Linked DNA regions of Homo sapiens: all the other regions are linked to region 2. A link is a contact called in ENCODE Hi-C or POLR2A ChIA-PET data. All regions are on one chromosome and are shown on one strand. Each heading gives the region's core, a stretch centred on a gene start or an enhancer-like site at or near the end of the contact. The rest is flanking DNA. Distances are from core to core; before and after follow the strand shown. Region 1 holds the start of CDKN3 (cyclin dependent kinase inhibitor 3). Region 2 holds the start of RPS29 (ribosomal protein S29). Region 3 holds the start of MIS18BP1 (MIS18 binding protein 1). Region 4 holds the start of CNIH1 (cornichon family member 1). Region 5 holds the start of GNPNAT1 (glucosamine-phosphate N-acetyltransferase 1).

What was found. A loop is a pair of places that touch in the nucleus more often than their neighbours do. ChIA-PET counts read pairs that join two places held with the same protein, here RNA polymerase II (POLR2A). Pooled maps may share reads with other maps.
Region 1: a loop to region 2 is called in a map of naive thymus-derived CD4-positive, alpha-beta T cell, with 14 times the contacts of the local background. The contact joins the promoter of CDKN3 here to the promoter of RPS29 in region 2. A Hi-C loop is called at or near these places in 1 of 168 maps with a recorded cell type or tissue (naive thymus-derived CD4-positive, alpha-beta T cell) and 8 of 50 pooled maps. POLR2A ChIA-PET finds 5 or more read pairs at or near these places in 2 of 52 experiments (K562 and T-cell).
Region 3: a loop to region 2 is called in a map of B cell, with 16 times the contacts of the local background. The contact joins the promoter of MIS18BP1 here to the promoter of RPS29 in region 2. A Hi-C loop is called at or near these places in 2 of 168 maps with a recorded cell type or tissue (B cell and CD4-positive, alpha-beta memory T cell), 3 of 37 single-sample maps with no recorded cell type and 13 of 50 pooled maps. POLR2A ChIA-PET finds 5 or more read pairs at or near these places in 3 of 52 experiments (Panc1, activated naive CD4-positive, alpha-beta T cell and naive thymus-derived CD8-positive, alpha-beta T cell).
Region 4: a loop to region 2 is called in a pooled map, with 8 times the contacts of the local background. The contact joins the promoter of CNIH1 here to the promoter of RPS29 in region 2. A Hi-C loop is called at or near these places in 6 of 50 pooled maps.
Region 5: a map of B cell shows a loop between it and region 2 (17-fold over the local background). The contact joins the promoter of GNPNAT1 here to the promoter of RPS29 in region 2. A Hi-C loop is called at or near these places in 2 of 168 maps with a recorded cell type or tissue (B cell and CD8-positive, alpha-beta T cell) and 4 of 50 pooled maps.

What each region holds. Positions count from the first base shown.
Region 1 is chr14:54,395,667-54,398,366 of GRCh38, reverse strand. CDKN3 (cyclin dependent kinase inhibitor 3) reads right to left here and starts at 1,360. Exons shown (of 8, transcript NM_005192.4): 1 at 1,290-1,360. The coding sequence starts at 1,298.
Region 2 is chr14:49,585,004-49,587,703 of GRCh38, reverse strand. RPS29 (ribosomal protein S29) reads left to right here and starts at 1,324. Exons shown (of 3, transcript NM_001032.5): 1 at 1,324-1,419; 2 at 1,655-1,754. The coding sequence starts at 1,358. It also overlaps RN7SL1. RefSeq lists enhancers at 764-1,273, 1,146-1,645, 2,244-2,293.
Region 3 is chr14:45,251,935-45,254,634 of GRCh38, reverse strand. It overlaps MIS18BP1 (MIS18 binding protein 1), which reads left to right and starts at 1,433. Exons shown (of 17, transcript NM_018353.5): 1 at 1,433-1,600. It overlaps LOC107984674 (a long non-coding RNA gene), which reads right to left and starts at 1,344. Exons shown (of 4, transcript XR_001750746.2): 1 at 994-1,344. RefSeq lists enhancers at 785-844, 915-1,104, 266-1,215, 1,125-1,304, 1,405-1,464.
Region 4 is chr14:54,440,094-54,442,793 of GRCh38, reverse strand. It overlaps CNIH1 (cornichon family member 1), which reads left to right and starts at 1,420. Exons shown (of 5, transcript NM_005776.3): 1 at 1,420-1,547. The coding sequence starts at 1,467. RefSeq lists enhancers at 1,077-1,136, 1,013-1,811 and silencers at 1,217-1,486, 1,527-1,886, 1,897-1,946.
Region 5 is chr14:52,790,274-52,792,973 of GRCh38, reverse strand. GNPNAT1 (glucosamine-phosphate N-acetyltransferase 1) reads left to right here and starts at 1,367. Exons shown (of 6, transcript NM_198066.4): 1 at 1,367-1,546. It overlaps LOC105370500 (a long non-coding RNA gene), which reads right to left and starts at 1,186. Exons shown (of 3, transcript XR_943867.3): 1 at 648-1,186. RefSeq lists enhancers at 745-1,259, 1,260-1,773, 1,881-1,970, 2,051-2,140 and silencers at 1,171-1,390, 1,491-1,570.

The DNA.
Region 1 (2,700 bases), core at 111-2,610, 4.8 Mb before region 2:
TGTTCAGTTCCTTCCAAACTCGGGGATCAGATAACTCAATGGGGACAGGTGGAGAAAGAGGCCAGGAGTGAAGGACAGCTGATGTCCCTCCACATGGCAACATAGGGATTAGCAATTGTAAGCACCTAATGCTCTTTCTAGCTCTGAAGCTATATTCTACAACGGTCTTGGTACTAGAAGATCACAGGACGGCTAATTTAGGCTACGGACTTTTTTTTCTTTCTTTCTTTTATCTTGAGATAGGGTTTTGCTCTGTCGCCCAGGCTGGAGGGCAGTGGCGTGATATCCGCTCACTGCAACCTCTGCCTCTTGGGTTCAAGCTATTTGCGTGGCTCAGCCTCCCGAGTAGCTGGGACTACAGGCGTGCACTACCACGCTCAGCTAATGTTTGTATTTTTAGTAGAGACGGGGTTTCACCGTGTTGGCTAGGCTTGTCTCCAACTCCTGGCCTCAAGTGATCCGCCCGCCTTGGCCTCCCAAAGTGTTGGGATTACAGGCGCGAGACACCACCCGGCCCTAGGCTATGGATTTCTGTTGCTTTGGCTCTATCTGAAGTATTATAATCAACTGCACCCAAAGGAAAGGCTTCCAGTAGGTTGTCAAGCCGGGCAGTAGGAAATATGGGTTAGGTGGGGGATCTTCAGCTCCTTGCCTGCATCTGTTTTTTCTTTAAAGCAACTTTGATGATTCATATTTCAAATTTGTGTGGCCCATTCACCAGGTTTATTAATCCTAACAGAGCTGGACGTTTCTGCTTCCCCAGGCCCTGTGATTCTGAACGTCACGGGAAAAGAGCAGCATTGCCAGGTGGCCCTGGGGCATGGTGACAGCGGTGGTGTCGCCCACAAGCCGCGGCGTGGCATTCGTACTCAAGGTTTCCCCAGGCCCTGTGGGCGCAGGTAGCGCCCGGCCACCCTTCGGGGCTGGGGTATCGCGCCCACTCATCGCTGACACTCAAGCTCTTCGGCTCGGTTTCCTCGGTACAACGAGGCTCGGCCCTCTTTGGCTGGGCGGCTGGGAGGCTTATGAGACCCCGCAGGGGACAGGTGACAGCCCACAGCAGGTGCACAGCGAATGTCCGTCTTTCCTTCGTCGGCCACCGACCCTGCTCCTTCGTCTCTCGTGCCCGTGCTGGGCCCGTGCGAGTCACCTCCCCGACCCGCAGAACGGTTACGGCGCCAGTCGCACTGCTACCAGGCTAGGGCTGCCCTCCGGCCCAGGATCGGGTCCCCGGGACCGCTTGCGTCCCTGCCGCCTCGCTCCTCCAAACCCCAGCACGTCCGACTCACCGGCTTCATCGCTGGCCGCCCCACGTCGAGACCAGTGCCGCCTCCCTCTGCAGCGCCGGCGACTCACCGGTGCCCCGGCCGAGCCCGCGCCCCGCAGCTTAGCTCACTGGTTCGTCCTTCTGTGAGGTGGGCGCGGCGTCTTCCAGCAACCAATCAGATCCGCTTCTGGTTTCTTACTCCGCCTTTGGGTGGCCGAAGACTCGGCCTCTAATCGCTGACTGGTTCCTAGAAGACCTTTGAAAGACGCGCGGGAGGCGGGCCCTGTGGGACGTTGATTGGCTGGGAGGGCGCCCTCCTCCCGCCAGTTGGGAGAGTGCAGGGGGCGGAGGCGGGGCGGAAGAGTCAGAAGGCGGCCCTAGCGCTTGGGGGACGCTGGAAAGCTTTGCTTCTTGATGGCAGGATGTCAGCGTGGTCCATACGGTTGGGAGGTGATTTTTTTTTTTTTCTTGAGACGGAGTTCGCTCTTGTTGCCCAGGCTGGAGTGCAATGGCGCGATCTCGGCTCACCGCCACCTCCGCCTCCCGGATTCAAGCGAGTCTCCGCCTCACCCTCCCGAGTAGCTGGGATTACAAGGATGTGCCACCAAGCCTGACTAATTTTTGTATTTTTTGTAGAGACGGGGTTTCTCCATGTTGGTCAGGCTGGTCTCGAACCCGGGTTGGGAGTTTTTGTGTTTGTGACGGAAGTCTTACTATGTTGCCCAGGCTGGCCTCGAACTCCTGTCCTCAAGCAATCCTCCCGCCTTAGCCTCCCTTGTAGCGGCTACGGTAGGGAGTTTTTGTTTCTTTAAGTTGTATTTTTATTTTTTATTTTTTAAGGGCTCAGGGAAGCACTGTATTGGATCGTCACATGAAAAACATCACATAGACTTTGTAATTATATCTAGACATACAAATACTAGGGAAAAAACTAAAAATTTAGAGTATAAACATATTTTATATGCTTGAAGTTTTAGTTTATCGTTCCAGAAACTAGACAAGTTACAGTGTAGATCAATATTCCTGTCCCCCAAATATGAATTAAATTATATTGTGTGAAAGGGAAATTATAAAATGCCAGGTAAGATAGGTCTAAGGGCCAGTGTGTCTACATAATTAGCTGTAATCTTTTAAAAATGTGAGTATTTCTCCGCCTTCTCCAGTCCCCATTTAACTAGCCATGGGAAAGGAAGTCGCCTGGAGCAGATCTGAGAAAAATATGCAGAAATTTCAACCCCTGATTCATGTTGTGAAAGCCAATGGGTATAGAGCTATTAGAAGGAATTCCTTAGTAAAGAAGGTACCACAGTTTGATTTAGAGACTGTATTAGCTAGTCATGGTTGCCCAGAGATAAAGAATGAATAGGATGTGTATATATGGATATAGAAACAGATTTATTTTAAGGAATTGGCTCCTGTGCTTGTGGAAGCTT
Region 2 (2,700 bases), core at 75-2,574:
TGCACAAACGTTGTATGTTGAAGTCTTGGAGATAATCCTGTTTCCCACAGATTAGAAAATTTTGAGGGCAAGGAGCAAGTTATATCTAGTTTACAAATCTCTGACTCCCCTCCTTCCTTAATCATATAATACAATGCCTAACTTAATGATTGGGTAGGGGGACCCCACTAGAACCCTGACATAACATACCTTAAAGAAGTGTTGTATTTCAATTTATAAAAGTTTATATGTAAAAGTTTCTGGAATTGTTGCACCCTGTGCTACATTTTATAAATCTAGTTAAAGCTTTGATTTCAGAGCAGTTTTATCTGGAGGCATTATAAATGACCATATGGAATGTAGGTATCTTTCAGCAGAAATTCGTTTATTGACATTGGTTTTTTGCATTTTTGCATTTGCTTTTCATTACTTGTTTTGTCACCAAATTATCTGGTCAAAGCAACATACACTGCACATTACTTGTTTATTACTTTACATTCAGCCAATTACATTTAAGAATCAAATACACTAAATGCCAAAGAATCTCATTTTTTTTTGGAATGGTGTAGGTGTATTTCTTGGAGGAGTGTGTCAAAAAAATAAATTTGAAAACGTACTCTCTTTAACAAAATAAAAGCAAACCCTACCGTTGACTCGTGATCATTACAGCTGATTTTAAGTTGTTTTGTAAATTTATTCCAGTAGGTGTCACTGGTGAGTCGAGGAAAAACTCCTTTCCCAAGTGTAACGTTTTAATTAAAAGAAAGTAAAAGGTTTAATCAATAAAAAAGACTATGAGAATATTCATCTCTTGAGAGTCCAAAATTAACGTATTTATTGTTCAAAAGAGACGGGGTCTCGCTATGTTGCCCAGGCTGGAGTGCAGTGGCTATTCACAGGCGCGATCCCACTACTGATCAGCACGGGAGTTTTGACCTGCTCCGTTTCCGACCTGGGCCGGTTCACCCCTCCTTAGGCAACCTGGTGGTCCCCCGCTCCCGGGAGGTCACCATATTGATGCCGAACTTAGTGCGGACACCCGATCGGCATAGCGCACTACAGCCCAGAACTCCTGGACTCAAGCGATCCTCCAGCCTCAGCCTCCCGAGTAGCTGGGACTACAGGCACGCGCCACCGCGCCCGGCGGTCGGATACCGGCGCAGAATAGCACTAGAAGCTGTGGTATGGTGACGTCATCAACTGGGCCAGCCCACAACGCCTCTAAGATTTCATTTTACTCACCCAGCGAAACAACCTGACCACACTGCGCACGCGTTTCCTTTGAGCACTGCATTCTGGGTAAACTGTCTCAAAAATTTGAAGAGCGCATGCGTGGGCCAGCTTCTTCCTTTTACCTCGTTGCACTGCTGAGAGCAAGATGGGTCACCAGCAGCTGTACTGGAGCCACCCGCGAAAATTCGGCCAGGGTTCTCGCTCTTGGTGAGAAATAGTTTGTGATTTTGGGGAAGCGTTGCCGTGGAGCGCTAGGCTGCTTAAAATCTCAAGTAGAGGAGGCCACGGGCGGCACGAGGGAGCACGCCGACTGGGAGTCGCTGGTGCCGCCATTACAGGCCTGTACTGTGGCTTGGGAGTCCCGGGATGCGGGTAGTAGCCGTCTGAGTGCGGAGTCTTGTAATTTCTATGACCTGCAAAACCGCTGTCTCTTTTCTTACAGTCGTGTCTGTTCAAACCGGCACGGTCTGATCCGGAAATATGGCCTCAATATGTGCCGCCAGTGTTTCCGTCAGTACGCGAAGGATATCGGTTTCATTAAGGTAGGCGTCTGCAGGCGTACTCCATGTTGTTTGGGCAGAGAAGGTTGTGGGGGTTATTTTTTCCGCGAAAGACAAACGGACAGATCTTCCCTGGAGTGGTAATTCTGAGCATTCGACCAAGAGCTTTTCCTCTTTTTTTAGTTGGTAGCTGGTGACAGTGTTGATGGTTTGGGCAATCAAATTAATAGAATGGAGAAGGTGAAGGACTTAGTCTTTCCTACTCCCTTTTTTACCTAGATAGCTTAGCCAGTTTTAGGTGCCGTGTATTGTGTTTGGTGAAATTCACTTTAGAGAAGCCACTAAAATTGTTTTACATTTGTTTCATTTATCAATCTTGTAAGTACCTATTCTCTTTTTTTTTTTTTTAGAGATAGGGTCTCCCTCTGTCGCCCAGGTTGAAGTGCAGTGGCGTTGTTACGGCTCACTGCAGCCTCGAACTCCTCCTGGTCTCAGGCGATCCTCTTGCCTTGGCGTCCCGAGTAGCTGGGACTAAAGGCTCTTGCCACCACGCGCGGCTGTACCTAGATATTTTCTAACCAAATATATGTATTAACCGCTGACCCCAAGTTTTTTTTTTTTTTTTTTTGAGTCGGAGTCGCACTCACCCAACCTGGAGTGCGATGGCGTGATCTCCGCTCAGTGCAACCTCCGCCTCCCCGGTTCAAGCGATTCTCCTGCCTCAGCCTCCTGAATAGCTGGGATTACAGGCGCCTGCCACCATGTCCGGCTAATTTTTTTATTTTTAGTAGAGACGGGGTTTTACCATGTTGGTCAGGCTGGTCTCGAACTGCTGACCTCGTGATCCGCCTGCTTCGGCCTCCCAAAGTGCTGAGATTACAGGCGTGAGCCACCGCGCCCGGCCAACCCAAAATGTTTGAAAGCGTCATACACTGGAATGAACTTAAAGTTTGGGGCCGGAAAGACATTGTTAAGATTCAGCAAACAA
Region 3 (2,700 bases), core at 184-2,683, 4.3 Mb after region 2:
GTTTGCTTCCTTTCCCCCTACCTCCAACTGTTTTTCCTTATTTGCATTCACGTGGATGTTTTAAATTTATATTTTGGATTTTGATTATTCAGTGTGTACAAAATTTAGTACATGCAGGATTTAGAAGGGACTGCAAAAGTCACTTTAAAAAAAAATTACCACCTTTTCAGTAAAGCCTCTTAATGGGGAAATGTGGTATGTGACTAGAAGTTGACTAATTTTCTTAGATGGAAGTATAAAATAAAAAGAAGCTCTGTTGTCACAAATGCGGATGGGGGGAAGAGGACAGACTTCATGCAGGACTGGAGTTGGACAGGGTTCAGGGCTGAGAACACACCTTACTACCCTGGCTTCCCCTTCTCTACTTTCAAGACTGAACCAATGTGCCCTATACAAGGCGAAGAATACACCCGGTCACTCCGCGGTGGTTAGAGTGGAGATTCACTGGGTGCAGTCTAAAGCGGGACGCAGTCTGGGGGCCACCGTCACAAGCTGCTTACAGCAACCTAGAGTTGTCGAGATTAATGTTTCTGGAATGTGAAGTGACTTAAAAAAAAATTAATCACTTCCTGGCTCGGTGCGGTTGCCTGTAATCCTGGCACTTTGGGAGGCCGAGATGGAGGATCGCTTGAACCCAGGAGTTCCAGACTAGGCTGGGCAACATGGTGAGACCTCCTCTCTACAAAATAAAAATAAGCCAAGCATGGTCGCGCGCGCCTGTAGTTCCAGCTACTCGGAGGCTGAGGTGGGAAGATCCCTTGGAGTTCCAGACTGCAGTGAGCCGTTATTGCGCCACTGCACTCAGGCCTAGGCGACAGAGCGAAACCCTGTCCCCCACGCCCAAAAAATCGTATTTCCTGAGGGAACAGTTCCAACTAAACATCCCACTTTGTGCGTAACTTTACATTCAATCCATCATCACCTCAAGAACAAAATGTTCTTTCTCCGCCTCAAACATGGAGGACAGAAAAACAGAAGTTCTCTCAAACCCACCAAGCACGCTGTTTTCCTGAGACGGAAAAGAAGGATAACAGCCGCTACGGCGCACAGCCTGTAGGGGAGGACGGCAACCAGGAAAGGCCAAACTTAGCCGCAGTAGTGCCGGGGCGTGCTCGCGGCCCACGGCGTCCCACGTCGTCCCACGTCAGCCTTGTCCCGGCAGAGCTTCACGAGAGGAAAGGCGGGATTCAGGGTGGGCGCGTGCCCTACGAAGACGAAACGAACTTTGAAGACAACTAGAGGAGCTCGCCCCCTGCCTGTGACAGCTTAGGGTCGCCTACTTTTTGTGGACACACTGCCGTCCACGGAGTGCAGAGGCCGCCTGCAGTTTTCTTGCGTCCCTGTGAGACGCACGGTGGCGCAATTCCCGAGCGTGCCAATCCCGGGCTGGCTGGAGGGCGGGCTCTTCAAATTTGAATTGCGGAAGTGTTTTGTGTGTTAGAGAACGTCGCGGAGGAGGTAAGCGTCGCTTGGCGCCTGGCCGCCGCGGGCAGGATACACCGTGGGCCTGAGGCGCGAGCCCGGCGGCGTGCGGCCCTCTCTCCGCGCGGAGCCGAGCCGGAACTGCGGCAGTCTCTCCCTGCCAGGCTCTTCATCCAAGGTACGTCCTCCCCGCGCCCTCCGCTAACCTCCTACCGCGGGTCCCCGCAGATGGTGGGCGTCTGCCCTTTAAGCATCTCGGCTCACGCGGTTTTATTTATTTTTTTTGTAGATTTCTGGCTTTGGTACGGATTTTATACTTCGCACTCGATGTTTACTTGTTGCGTGTCTACTGTACTTAAGAGAGTAGAACACGATTGCTCAAATTTATTTCGATGGTGAGCGTTCTAGGTCTTTGTTCTAAAATAAATTTTTTTTTTTTTTTTTTAGAATACCAAGTGGGAAAATTGTATTCCTCAGTACCCAACTCTTCCCCTTGGGACCCCAGGACCCACAGGGCTATAGAAGCAGTTGATCATTCAGCTTATGTTTTCTTCTGGTTAAATTGCATGCTTGTTGCAAACATCTTTAGATGTTAATAAAATTATTTAGAAAATGGTCGGGCGCGGTGGCACACGCCTGTGATCCCACACTTTGGGAGGCCGAGGCGGGTGGATCTTTTGAGCTCAGGAGTTCAAGAAAATGGTAGGCCACTTCATCCTGGCCTTCAAAGATAAACACTGTTTACAATTTGGTTCACCGCTTCCAGAGTTTTTCTCTATGCCTGTATGTGTTTTATTTATTTACTTAAAAATTTTTTTAAACAAATGCAATTCTATGTTGTTACTTTCTTTTTCAATTTAATGTTTCTTGGATACTTTTCCATATAAGTACATATATATCTTTTTATTGAATACATAGAGTAAATTGTATGGATGTGGCGGGATTTATTTTGTCCTTTATTGGTAGACATCTGGGTTGTTTCATTTCATTTTATGCTGCAGTGAACTTCCCTGTGTAGTGGGTGTGTAGACTGTTGCCTGTTGGTAAATAACTGAAGCTATGGAGTCGGGTAGAATCGGTTCCTCTTTCTCACTTATTGTCAAGTGACCTTGGGCAGCTTACTTAACCACCTTATACCTTAATTTCTCTTTTTTCAAATTGGGAGTAATAACAGTACTTAACTCTTTAGAGTTGCTGTTAGATTATATAGTGGCTGGCATGTAAATATTCAGTAAATATCGGCAATTATGGTACATATATATTTGCATTCTTACGCAG
Region 4 (2,700 bases), core at 171-2,670, 4.9 Mb before region 2:
GTTAGGATTACAGGCATGAGCTGCTGTGCCTGGCCAAAAGTAACTTGATAATTTGCACACAGGTGCCACATAATCCTGGTGGTACAGGTTGTACTGTCCAATACACTAGCCACATTTTACTTAAAGTGATGTGAAATTTAAAGTTCAGTTCCTCAGTCATGCTAGACAATTTACAAGTGCCCAATGGCCACATGTGGCTAGTGGCTACTGTATTGGGCAATGTTTAGGTATCGAAAATTTTCACCATCACAGAAGGTTCTATTGCACAGCACTGGACAGACCCTGCTTCTAAACTATTCTACGCAATTTGCTAGGTGAACGATCTTTAATGCAAATCTAAACATGGTCTTCTTTTGCTCAAAAGCCTTCAATGATTTTCTCTTCCATCAGCAGCAATCAGTTAATAGAGTTTTTTTCTTTTAAAAATGGTTGTAATGGAAAGTTAAATCAATTTTGAATCAATTTTGTGTGTTAAGACCAGCATTAAAAACAAGTAGCAAAAGAGAGAAGGGAAAGTACTTATGGATCATTAGTACAGTTTTGTGAAATTTTTGTTTTGGTCATATCTATATTTCTTTGCCTCTATAACTAGATTTCCACCTCTTCATAACTTGATGTCTGTATGATATTCCACTGGGTTGCAATGAAAAAAATCTTTCTAGTTGTGTGTGGTGAGCAAAAAATTTGGGCTTATGGGATAAGAAGTCTGAGCTCCGTAATGAAGCATTATAAGGCCCTCTATGATCTGATCCCTTGCTAATTCATTTCTAAGTCTCACCACTGTCTTGCACTTAGGTTCCATTAATACAGAATTGCTGCTGGTTTCACCTGAGACACGAAGCTTTATTTTTCTTTTCTTTTTTCCATCTCTGTTGCGTTTCCTCATTCTGAACTGTTTCCTTGGACTGCCAGTTCTACCTTCTTTTTGCCTGGAGAACTTATCATCATCTAAGGCCAACTTAGGAAACACCTACAGCAGGAATCCTGCCTAAATGCTCCAGGGCGGGCTGGCTGTCCTTCTTTGACCTTTCAGAGCATCCCACACACATCCGTTTACGGGGTTATAATAACGTAATTATTTATTTAGGTGTTCATTTCCGGCACTATACTAAGTTCTTTCAGTGCAGGTACTATCTTATTCATCTTTGTATCTGAAGCGAGAAGCGCGGTACCTGTAACAAACTAGGCATTCATTCAATAAATATTTGTTGAAAGAATAAACGCAAGAAGGAAGGAAAAATCAATCAACAACTGTGCGGACAATGTCAGTGCAACGCAGACTCCGGCCATCAGAGGGCGCCGGGGCGGCTGGGCTGGTGCGCAGGCGCGCTGAGAGGGCTGGCGCCGCGGCGGTAGCGGTGGCGGTCGCGGCTGTGGCCGGGGGAAGTGAATGGTTTTACCCAGAGGGCCCTGCGCCGCCTTTCTCCGCTGGCAACGGCGCCGCTCCCCGCTCCTCCTCCCCAGCCATGGCGTTCACGTTCGCGGCCTTCTGCTACATGCTGGCGCTGCTGCTCACTGCCGCGCTCATCTTCTTCGCCATTTGGCACGTGAGTAGCTGGGGCTGGGGAAAGGAGGGCGAGGCGGCAACACAGCCTCTTTTCGCCCCGGGCCCGCGGTCCGGGCCGCCACGGCCGCCGGGGCTTTGCGCGTCGGGGATGCGGCCCGGCTGGCACGGGCCGCGCGGCGAGGGGTCTGGGGGCCGCGGGTACTGGAGGAGCCGGGGCGCGCAGTCGCCAGGTGGACGCGCCCGCGTTGCCTCGGCACAGGCCGCGCGCACCGCTACTCCTCCCCTACTGGATGGGGCGGCCGCGGTCCAGGCGGGCGCCCGCGGTTCCGCGCTGCGTTCGCACCGACCTCTGCCGGCCCGCGGCCCTGCATTCCCGGGGAGGATGTCGACAGCGCGGTGGGACGGCCGTAGTGTGAATGAAGTTTTCCGAATTTTTGTTAATACAGATTGACTTTCTTTTAGGGTTTCCACAGAACTGTGGCCAAAATGTAACCTACTTAGGGTGAATTTCCAACTCTACTTTTCAGCACTTGTTCGGTGCTCTTCAAATCAAATCACTTTTTTTCTCTTTTTCCAGATTGTTGTTTCCTGGTGAACTTTGATGCAAGTTCAATTGATTACTTTGTTGATTGCATGTGCGCGTTTCCCCCCCAAATCATACTTTGACCGCTGGAGTTTCAACAGGCAGCTTTCCAAGCCACCCTTATATTCAGGATTGCTTGATTTAGTAGAGGGAGTTTTCATTTGATTTTGAGATGCTCAGAAACCTTAAGCTTTTCTGGGGCAGTATTTATTTCTGTTACACACATCATCATCACTATTGCAGGGTGGAAGCACAGCCTTACTGGTCCCTCTAAGGAAAAAGTCGTAAGTTCCCTGTGACATAGTTCTACAGAGATAAGAATTTCTGTTGCTTTAGCACAAAATTAAAAGCCTTGAGAGCCTTCTGGAAATCATTCATTAAAAATTTATCTCATACTTGCTTCTCTTTTCCCCATATTCCAGTGCCTTCTGGAATGTTGCTTTTAATTTGAATGACCGCGTTCACTCTTACGTAGATTTTAAGTCAGGTTTCATCATGCCAGTAACAAGGATTTCTATGAAACATACGGAGGGGCAGAATGATTAAACAGCAGCAGCGTCTTGTGCAAAAAAGTCTCGAAAGTGGAAGCATATCACAAATCCATTCCTTT
Region 5 (2,700 bases), core at 118-2,617, 3.2 Mb before region 2:
TTTTTTTTTTTAGAGACAGGGTCTTGCTCTATTGTCCAGGCTGGATTCAACCTTGTGGGCTCAAGTGATCCTCCTGCCTCAGCCTCTGGAGTAGCTGGGACTACGGATGCATACCACCACATTCTGCTCATGCCCTATATATTCTTTTGTATGTATGGGTGTAAAAACAGAGATAAAAACAGAGATATGGATGCCATCAACTCACTGATGTTTGAAGTTCTGAGAAAGCATAAATCAGTAAAGGAGTTAACTGAAATTTAAATCTCACAAATGAGCAAAAAATATGATTTCTGGTATATGATCTATGGGGTTCTTTGAATACTATTGCTTAAGAATAAAATACTTTGCGATTTCAATAAATTGAAAATTATGGTACAAGGCAAGGAAGGGGAGCTACTAGCTATGAGACTTTTGTAAATTATGTAACATCTCTGAACCTCTGTTTCCTCATCTGTTAAAATAGGGACAAAGTGCTACTTAGGTAAGACACTTCAGAAATGGGGCTCTGAAAAAAGTCACTTTTCTTCTCCTAACGAAAGGTTTCTAAACCTCAGCACTCCAGACATTTCAGGCCAGGTAATTCTTTGTTGTGCGGCGCTGTCCTGCGCACTGTAAGGCGTGAAGCAGTATTCCCGGCCTCTACTCACCTGTGCCCTCCACCATCTGTAGATTCCAATGACATCTCACCCCAGATGAGAGGCTGAAAATGATTCATACATTGCCAAATGTCTCCTGGGAGGCAAAACTGTTGCAGTGGAGAACCGCTGTCCTAACCCCATGTTCATCCAATAAAGGGTTTGAGGGACTGAGAAATGAAACAATAGTCCCGAAGGAGTAGAATGCAGTGGCCCCAACTCCTAGTTTCATGAAGGCAGGAACTGTGACTCAGAGGCCTGGGGATGCGGAGCTCTGAACTGCCAGCTGGTAGGAAAAGTCCTAATTAATGGATTGAATCATGAAGGGAGGGCAACAAGGAACAAATGGAGAGGGCCAGTGGCCGAGCCTTCGGTCTCAGGATCAAAGAGGCCCACACTGGTCACCACTTACGCTGCTGGGCTGACTGCTAGGTAGACGTATCTGCAGATAAACCGAGACAATGACGCGGTGGGAAAGGCCTTGGGGAGCGAGGAGGAGGAGCCGGGAGAGGCCAGCTTTGGTCCGGCGGCCACCGCCCCAGGCGCCGCGACTCGAGCCTCAGGCCCCGCCCCTCGCCCTCCTGGTCCCGCCCCCGCTCTCCGAGCCCCGCCCCTCGCCCTCCTGGTCCCGCCCCCGCTCTCCGGGCCCCGCCCCTCGCTCTCCGGGCCTGGGCGGGTGGCGCCTTGGCCTCCGCCTCCGCTCGCCTGCGCGCGGCCCTGCGTGAGGGGGCAGAGGCGAGGTGGAGGCGTTGGCGCTGCCACGTCTGGGCCGCGGTTCCCAACTGTGGCGCGGGCGGTGGAGGAGGAGGTGGGGCTGGCGCTGAAGCCGGATCCGGATCCGGTGCTGTGCACACTGGTGGGGGAGAGTCCGACGCGCCTGGCTAGGAGCGCCGACCGCAGGGCCTCTACGGGTGAGGAGGGACCGGGGCCGGGGCGCGAGAGCAGGACCGTGTGTCCTGGGGGCTGGGGCGGGCCTGCCCTCAGGTTTATCTAACAGGTGTGTCTGGTGCCCCGGCCAGGCCCCCGGGGGTGTTGTGTGGAGGAGCTGGGCGTTAATCCTCGCCAGCTGGGTGCACATGGTGTGGAGCGCGGTTCCCAGGAAGTTGAACGCACGCGCGCCTGGAGCAGAGGTTAAGGATGATGGCCAGCGGTCCGGCCATACGCTGGTCTTGGCCTGGCAGGGCTGGAACTGGGACTGGGGTCGGAACTTCGCTCCCCAGACTTTGGCGTGGGAAATGAGACAGTTGGTCGCGCTCTCTGCAGCCATCGGTTTTGAATGGGCACGAACGTCCCAGGCCCCTTCTCTTCTCCCATTCCCGGGCGCATCCCACGGTGGTCGGAGCCATTGAGGCAGCTGCTCCGAAGACCACCTCCGCACCGAGTAGGTCGGCGCTTTCCCCAGGGTACAGAGGGACATTCTTTGTCTCTTTTTCCTAGGCTCCTACCCCTAGAAATACCGAGTACTGTACTGTGATTTCTGTTGCGGGAGCTGATGTTTATGTAAGCCAAACTAATTTAAAATTTTCATACAAAATTGAACGGGCGATTATAGGATTCGTTTTGTTAGGATAATCCCTCATGAACGAATCCTAGAATGGATCTTAAGAAATTAATTTAGGCAGGATTTGCTAAATAGGGGAGAGAGCGCTAGCTGTATGGTATGATGATGTAAAGATTGGGGTCTGTTGAGGATGGTAATCGAGCTCAAGATGCGAAAACGAGGATTCTAGCCCCAAGTCACTTACTTGCTGTGTTACCTAAGGGGCAAGTCTTGGGAGTTCCAGGTGCTCCAGCTTCCTCATCGGTAGACTGGGAATAACGCCTAGATTGTAAAGGTCAAACTATCAGAAAATACTTTTGAACATTCATGCAGTTACACAATTTAATAAATATGGCCAGGTGTGTTAAAAATCTTTAACGGAATAGATTCAGAATGGATTCTTGTTATCGAAATTGTTATAAAATGAATATAAAGGAATCCGAAGTCCGCCCCTCCCCCATTCACCTGTACTTAGAAGGTTCCCCAGGAGCTCTTGAGAAATACATAGGCTGGTTTAGATTTGGC